Regions from separate parts of the Homo sapiens genome. Here region 1 is linked to region 2. Evidence: chromatin contacts called from ENCODE Hi-C data. All regions are on one chromosome and are shown on one strand. Each heading gives the region's core, a stretch centred on a gene start or an enhancer-like site at or near the end of the contact. The rest is flanking DNA. Distances are from core to core; before and after follow the strand shown. Region 1 overlaps SNX30 (sorting nexin family member 30). Region 2 overlaps SHOC1 (shortage in chiasmata 1).

Region 1 (4,300 bases), core at 469-2,968, 1.0 Mb before region 2:
TAGCAGACACACAATAATTGCTAAAAAATAAAAATTGCATTGAGACCCACAGTTGGGGCCTCAAATATATTTTCTTAATGATTTTATTATAACAAAGGATATCCAGAATAGCCTTTGTGAAGAGTTACAACTACATAGTTGATTAATAATGAAAACTCCCCATTGTTGCAAAATACCAATTTTCACCATGTAGGTTTCCATTATAAGAGCATTTCTTACTCCTTCCCACTTTTACTTTACCCTAGGAAGACAGATGCAGAGTGAGGTTGCTTTACAAACTCCTCTGGTTCAAAGAATTTCAATTTTAAGATACACCATTATGGTCAGCCAGCCACAAGACAGAATATTAAATTAACATAAATCACTGGCAAAATTTTATATTACATTAAACATATGATTTATGAAGAGAGTGGTATAGACTAGGAGCCAATATAGTTTTAATAAAAATAAGTTATGCTAAAACAATCTAATTTCTCTTTTTGATTCTATTGGAGGAATATGGGCAAGTGAATGATCTAGTCTCAGAGGAGCCTGACAAAGCCTCTCAAGGCATCTTTACGTTAAGGGTAAAATGATGGCTCTCTGAATACACAGACTGCATATTACTTTTCTTAATTTACCCCCCTCGTGCCAGGTACACAGCAGATGCTTAAAGAATGTGTTGGCCACGCGCAGTGGCTCACACCTGTAATCCCAGCACTTTGGGAGGTCGAGGCGGGTGGATCACGAGGTCAGGAGTTCAAGACCAACCTGACCAACATGGTAAAACCCCATCTCTACTAAAAATACAAAAATTAGCCAGGGGTGTTGGCACACGTCTGTAATCCCCGCTACTCAGGAGGCTGAGGCAGGAGAACTGCTTGAACTTGGGAGGCGGCGGGTGCAGTGACCTGAGATCACGCCACTGCACTCCAACCTATGCGACAAGAGCAAGACTCCATCTCAAAAAAAAAGAAAAAAAATGAATGAATGTGTTCTATACAAACTGAATATTCTTGATTGTTGATTTTGTTGTAAAACTAAAGCTAAGCCCACTTTGGAGAATAAACTCAAAGGGATAATCTCAAAAATGTTCTGTTCAAAGATGTTCATGATACAAAGAACACAGAGTGAAACCTAGAAAAATCCCAAAGGCTCAATAACCAGGAAGCGGTCATGTTTGTATGTGTAATGTGACACACTTGTTTAAAAAATTAGAAAGCTAGACCTCTAGATAAACTCAGTGAGTTGAACACAAGCCTCTGCGTTCTCCCTTTTTCCACCCTCCAGATACTAATTTAACCTAGAGAATGAAAGAAAAAAAAAAAAACAAAAAACAGTGGAGGTAAAAAGAACAAGAAAAACAGTGACTGGAGTCATATCAATACTGGAAATGAGGAAAGGGTGCCATCCAAATGCCAAAGGTCTCAAAGGCTGTCTACTGGTTCTACCTGGGCCACAACTGAAAAAAGAACCCAGAGGAATCTAACCCATGTCACCGAAGTTACTTCAGGTTATTGAGGTTACTTAATAAGTAGAAAATGTCCTTGAACCCCCTTTACACGCACGCTAATTTGAAAGTGTGATTGTCAGTGGGGAGTAGAGGACATGGAAGGTTTGGCAGTGGGGCAATCCAGGACCACCAAGGAGTTGGCTGCTGTGACTGTGACCAAGGGGATGCCAAGCACAGGCAAATACACCAAGTGTGGGCCACCAGCAGAGGGCACCCCGCCCACATGGCCTTCTCCCCCCGCATGATGGGTAGAGATGGAAGCAGCAGCTCATAGGAACATGAAGGCATCTGGGTTGGCTGCCCTGGGGTGTGTCCAACAAGCCCAAAGCAGGCCAGACTGCAAATGCTGGGGGGACTGAGCTCTACTGAGATGGGGGGAGCAGCTAAAACACAGAGAAAGCCAGGCTTCTTTCCCATCTGACAGATAACTAGTAATCTATGGATCTAAGACAATGCTAACAACATCAAGTAGAAACACAGAGGATCCAATATAATCCACTTGTTCTGATGGGGGCAAATAGCAGGTCTGAATTATTATCTCATCAGAGGCAAGTAAACCATAAAAACAACTCAAAATGGCATTAGCTCATCACTCAGACCTAAGAAAACCAAAACACAAAAAAAGCAAGAGTCCTCAATAACAGATAAACATGCATTTGAAAAAGATGAAGCCCATAAAACAGAACCCTTTAGGCCAGACTTACTCTGTGTTCCCATTAAAAGAAAAAGAAAAAAAAAAGCCTAAAGAAAGTGGAAAGAGAATCTAAAAATGAAAGCATAAATTAAAACAGAAAAGAACAAAAGTTATAAACAAAAGCAAAATTTAATTCTTCTGAAAGATGAATCAGATAAACTAAAACTTAGGAAATCTGAACAATATAGAAAAAGGAAAATGGCCCAGGTGTAGTGGCCTCAAACCTATAATCCCAGCACTTTGGGAGACCGAGGCAGGTGGATTGCTTGAGCCCAGGAGCTCAAGACCAGCCTGAGCAGCATGGGGAAACCCTGTCTCTAGTAAAAATACAAAAAGTTAGCCAGGCGTGGTGGCTCAAGCCTGTAGTCACAGCTACTCAGGAGGCTGAGGCATGAGAATTGCTTGAACCTAGGAGGCAGAGGTTGCAGTGAGCAGAGATCGCACCATTGTACTCCAGGCTGGGCGACGGAGAGAGATGCTGTCTCAATAAAAAATAAAAAAAGAGGAAAATGGAAAAAGGGAACAGGCAATAACTATTTAGAACTTGTGTCTATGTATGATTGTAAATTAAAAGGTTGTGCTGTGAATAACTATGCCAACAAATTTGGACATCTATATGAGCTAGCTGGCTTTCTAGGAAAAATTATGTGATCAAGGTGAAATTAAATAGAGAGAAAAAACCTAAACAGATAAATAACCACAAAACTGTTGTCAGAGAACATCCACGAAGAGGTAAGCTGGGTCCCAAGTGTTTCACAGTGAGCACTCATGAACCTTCAAAGAGTAAGTCCTACTTTATTCAAATATTCTAAGACATAATTTTAAAATGCAGAAACCTTTCAAATCATTTCATGATGACTATCTATATCCGGTATCAAAATATTAGGACAAAAAAGAAAACTGAGAACAAGCATAAACATCATTAATAAAGTAACAACTAACAGTACACTAAAAGAATTTTTGGAAAAAAAATATATACCAGGATCAAGTCAAATGTATTCCAGGGAAGCAAGAATGATTTAACATTAGGAAATTTATCAATACAATTTATTACATTAATAACATTACTTCATTACACTATATTACATTAATATACATTACTTCAACCACTGTTGAAGATACTCATGTCCAAAACTACCAAAATATTTACTGGCATCACTCATATCAGCCATTCCATTTAAATCTCTAAGTAAAATTAAGAAGTAAAAAGAAAGTTCCCGGCCAGGTGCAGTGGCTCATGCCTGTAATCCCAGTACTTTGAGAGGCCAAGGCGGGTGGATCACGAGGTCAAAGATTGAAACCAGCCTGGCCAACATGGTGAAACCCCATCTCTACTAAAAATACAAAAATTAGCTGGGCGTGGTGGCACACACCTGTAGTCTCAGCTACTTGGGAGACTGAGGCAGGAGAATCGCTTGAACCCAGGAGGCGGAGGTTGCAGTGAGCAGCGCAATTGCGCCACTGCACTCCAGCCTGGCGACAGAGCAAGGCTCCGTCTCAAAAAAAAAAAAAAAAAAAAAAAAAAAAAGTTCCTAAATATGTTTAAAAGTATTTATCAGAAAACATCAGCAATTAATCTTGAAGACATTATTCTAAGTGAACGAAGCTAGATGAGAAAAGCCACATGCTATATAATTCCATTTATATGAAATGTCAGAACAGGCAAATCCTGAGAGACAGAAAGCAGACTTGGTTGCCAGGGGCTACAGGTAGGGGGAACAGGGAGAGCCAGCTTAATAAAGACCAAATTTCTTTTTGGGGTGACAAAATATTCTAAAATTAGATAGCGATGATGGTTGCACAACCCTGTGAATATACACTCAATTATATACCTTAAAATGGTGAATTTCATGCTCTGTAAATTATCTCCAATAACAATAAAACAATAAAAAATGTAGTGGACATATTTTAAAAATGAAGACCTTTTAAATCACAAAGCCATGTCCACTACATTCAGATATAAAGTATTTGCCATAATTCAAAACCATTCTGGAAAGTCTAGTTACCGCAATAATATAGAGAAGAATACTTGAACTCATACAGTGATCTGCCACATGAGTTCATGGCAATAGGTCAGGCTCCTCCCAAATTATCTAAAATTTGTAATATACATA
Region 2 (4,501 bases), core at 1,414-3,913:
TATGAAAAAATTTAAGAGCTAGTACAGTGTCTGTAATAAGTAACTAAAAGGAATATATAAATTTATGTATATATTTGGTTTTATATGCAAAGAGTATCTTTAGAAGGGCACCCAAGAAACAAGTAATATTGCTTGTATCCAGAAAAGAACTAGGTAACCTAGCAATGTGTGTAGGAGATTTTTCACAGTATGGCTTTTATACATTTCAGTATTTTTAATGTGAATATATTATCATTAAAAATAAATAACTTAAAAAATTTTGAAGATCCTGGCATTGGAATAGTATGCTTAGGACATTGCCACTGGACACTTGCTAATGGCACTGTCTCTACTGGCAGTCACTGCCATGAAAGGCAATGTAGTGGTGTATTAGTTTGCTAGGGCTGCCCTAACAAATACCACAGATTAGATGACTTAAACAATAGAAATTTATTCCTTCACAGTTCTGGAGGTGAGAAGTGAAAGAACCAAGTGTCAGCCGGGTTGGTTTCATTCTAAGACCTCCCTCCTTGGCTTATAGATGTCCCTTTGCCTTCATATATTCTTTCCTCTATCATTGTCTATACCCCAATCTCCTGTTCTTATAAGGATACCAGTCACATTGTATTAATGGCCCTGTTTAACTTAATTACCTCTTTAAAGACCTTGTCTCCAAATACAGTCACATTCTGAGGTACTGAGGATTAGGTCTTCAACATAAGAATTTTGTGGGGACACAATTCAGCCCATAATAAGTGGTTAGAAGCTCTGAACTAGAGCCAGATTGCCTAGCTCTATCACTTTCTAACTGCAACCTTAATTGTTCTGTGCCTCAGGTTTTTTAAATCTACAATACTGGGATAATAATAGTATCTATAAGGTTGTTAAGAGGTCTACTAAAAGATTTGTCATAGGTCTGTGGCCAGAAGTAGCCAAAGATCACAGAGCAGTGTGGACAATCGTTGATCAATAGATTTGGCTATCAGTTTATTCCCATTAAGAGTGCAAGAGTCCTTGCTCTCTTATGGATGTCCTATCTCTAACAGAGGACAGCCACTGACCTTGTTCACCTCTTGTCAATGTGGTCTCAGTAATGGGTGGACCAGACATACAGAACCAAGGCTTGATTCGTAAACTTGTTCAATACCCCATCATTATTGCACAGAATAGTCTGAAATTGTAGAATTGATACTGCAGGGCTAGGTCATTATATTCTAGTTTGAGCCAAAACTGCATAGCTTAATAGCCCAGCATCCTTGCCCTTTGATAGAGTCTGAGATAGCTTTCATTGCTGTCTTAAACCATGCAGCACACATGTAGCTTAATGTTTTCTAAGATTGATTAGTCTGCTATCCTGGAATAAAGCCATTCCATTCCTCTGCTTCTTACGCCAGTTAAAAAATTGGGAACATAACCAGTACAATTAGTCTACTGTAAACCTAGAACTTAATGTGTCCTAAAATAACATATTTTCAGGAAGATGACAGTAAAGTCTACAAGTCTCTAATGAATTATTCCAGGACTGGAAACTGTGGGAACTGTGTGTGTTAGGTTTGAATTCTTGTTATAATTAGCTGATCTGCCAGAGGAGAGTGCTATTTGGATTACTGGGACCAGCTGGAGTCAAGGCTGTATAATTCATCACTGGCTGCTTAGGCTTCTATTAATGGTCTCAGGAAAGTGTCAAAGCATAAGACTGAGGGCCCTAAATATATCTTTATCTTCTGGCTAAGAATTATTTACATTTCTAGAGTAAATTTGTGCTATACAGAGTTCTATCATGAACTAAGAATTGTCCATATCAGATATGAGCCCTAAAAAGAGCATAGGACAAGTATGGAAACTACATACACTTTGTTTAAATACTTTTAGTTCTCTTGATAAGGTACAAGATATTTATTTGCAGGACATATACTGTTTTTGTTAGTGCCCTTTTACTCTTTTATTTAGTCCATACACCCTAATCCATCTGTTATGACAGACTGGCATTTTTAGAAACAGAAACTAGCAGAAATTAGTATGATCTTTAATTTCAGTTTGATTTTAGAAGTATTTAAACCATAATAAGCTCTTTTTAATCACAAGTTATATGTCTATTGTTATAACTCAAATATCTAATAAGAATTTATGAAACAAATCTTAACTAATGACTTACGATTTGGCAAAGTTAGAAAAAAAAGGCTTTCAAATTAGCTAATGGTTTTAGAGCCATTTGAAACAACTGAAAGAAGTTTTCCCCTCACTACTACATTTACCAGCAAGAGATAAATCACTTCCATTTGTTTGGCAACTGTAAAAGCTTAAAAATCCATATTTTAAAAATGAGTTTACAGTAGTCCCCCTTTATGCCGGGAGAATAAATTCCAAGACCTTAAATGGATGCCTGAAACTGCGAATGTTATTGAACCCTATATATACTGTTTTTTCTCATATATTCATACCTATGATAAAGTTTAATTTATAAATTAGCCATAGTAAGACATTAACAGCAATAACTATAGTAAAATAGTAAAATAGAACGACCATAACAAATACCATCCTCATTACTCTTGTGCTTTGGAGTCATTATTAAATACAGAAGGGGTTACTTGAACACAAGCACTGTGATTCTGCAACAGCTGATCTGATAACTGAGAATGCTACTAAGTGACTAATGGGCAGGTAGTGAGTACATATAGTGTGGATATGCTGGGCAAAGGGATGATTCACATCCTGGGCGAGATGGTGTAGGATGGCATGAAATTTCATCACACTGCTCGCAACAGTGCAATTTAAAACTTATGAATTGTTTATGGAATATTCTGTTTAATAGTTTGGACTGCAGTTGAACACAGATAAATGAAACCGAGTATAGTGAACTCATGGATAAGGGGGAACTACTGTATATCTCAACTGTAAAACTAAAAACAAGGAGAAAAGGTGTTAAAATTTTTTTGAAAAAAAGAAGGAAAAATAACAAAGAATGTTATTGTAGCTTTAACTTATTTTTATGGTCCCAATTATTTTTATTTCAGAGCACAACATTTTGGCTGAAAATAATACCCAGTTAACAATATTTTTAGTGCCTACCACATATAAGATTCTATGCTAGATTTTATGGGCTAAAAAAGAAAAGTCTGTATGGCATAAGATTTTATTAAGCTACTAACTGACTGCTGACTTGTGAATATATTTTTATGAACAATGTATCAGATTCAGACATGCCTTCAGAAAGCTCCGTTAAGAGTGAAAATGTGTGTCTATATTGGACATGGCCTGCTAAATATAACACGTTCCTTTCACTTTAAAATAGTTGCTTACAATCTGAGGTGTTGTCAAAGAAACCTTGGTAAGATTCAGGAATTGTCTAGATTCTCAAATTTTCTATCACATGACCAGATTTTTGGATTATGTGGGTAAACTGGATGCCTTAGACATAAAACCTAGCTTTCCACTGCCCTAGACTGTCAATTTAACTGGCAATACTTATAATTAGCATGCTCATATATGTTCCATATGAACAGAGAAACAGAATACAATCAGTTCTCACTCAGGGTAGCAGGGAGCTTGGGACACAGATTAAGGGGTTTATGAATTAATAGTCTTTCCCCTACGAAGGCTAGTAGCATCATAGCTACAGATGAGCTGTAATTTACACTGATTGACATGCTTATTTTCTCCCTTCTCCCCCCGAGTACCCCTAAACACACATACACAGACACACATCACTCACTCACAAACCCACCAAGATTGAAGGTCTTGAACTAAACTTTAGGACTCTGCCATCTCCAGAGAAGGACTTTTTCACAGTTCTGATCCTCAGCCAGTAGAGGATCCAGAATTTCTATATGGAATGGACTTGGGGACAGCAATTTTATAAAAATTTTTGTTGAGGTTGCTATGTGCATGGTAAGCATGGTAATTTTACTTAGATTGTATTTTTATTTTTGGTGGCGTATAAGGTTGACGCTAGCATAGTTTATGGAGGGAAGTGCTAAAACTCTCCCAAGTCAGCCCTCTCTGGCTCCAGGTTCCATTGAGGGAGGTAGAGGTGGGAGTAATTTACAGTCAAGTAGGAACAATTGAGTTTACAAATTACCAAACTTTCCCAAGGATGGAGGAAGTGAGTACTGTGTTTGATATTTGGTCTGTAGAACTCGACTGCAGTTTACACATTTATAAAGTCAATTTTTCACTTGATTTTGAGTGTAAAAGTACTTTAAAAATACTTTTTAAAAATAAAATTTTGGGCCAGGCGCGGTGGCTCACACCTGTAATCCCAGCACTTTGGGAGGCCAAGGTGGGCGGATTACTTGAGGTCAGGAGCTGGAGACCAGCCTGGCCCACATGGTGAAACCCCGCCTCTACTAAAAATACAAAAATTAGTCAGGCATGGTGGCAGACGCCTGTAATCCCAGCTGCTCGGGAGCCTGAGACAGGAAAATCGCTTGAATCTGGGGCGGAGGTTGCAGTGAGCCAAGATAGTGCCACTGTACCCCAGCCTGGGCGACAGAGCGAGACTCTGCCTCAAAAAAATAAAATA

Evidence for each region. A loop is a pair of places that touch in the nucleus more often than their neighbours do.
Region 1: a loop to region 2 is called in a map with no recorded cell type, with 2.3 times the contacts of the local background. The contact joins two enhancer-like sites. A Hi-C loop is called at or near these places in 2 of 37 single-sample maps with no recorded cell type.

What each region holds. Positions count from the first base shown.
Region 1 is chr9:112,790,814-112,795,113 of GRCh38, reverse strand. The region is part of intron 1 of SNX30 (sorting nexin family member 30); the gene reads right to left. Among named protein-coding and RNA genes, the nearest start is that of SNX30, 42 kb to the right of the region's middle. Within about 2 kb of position 1,718, at least 2 of the 41 ENCODE cell types and tissues checked have a DNase peak (open chromatin) inside an H3K27ac peak, as active enhancers do.
Region 2 is chr9:111,741,638-111,746,138 of GRCh38, reverse strand. The region is part of intron 10 of SHOC1 (shortage in chiasmata 1); the gene reads left to right. Among named protein-coding and RNA genes, the nearest start is that of SHOC1, 51 kb to the left of the region's middle. Within about 2 kb of position 2,663, at least 4 of the 41 ENCODE cell types and tissues checked have a DNase peak (open chromatin) inside an H3K27ac peak, as active enhancers do.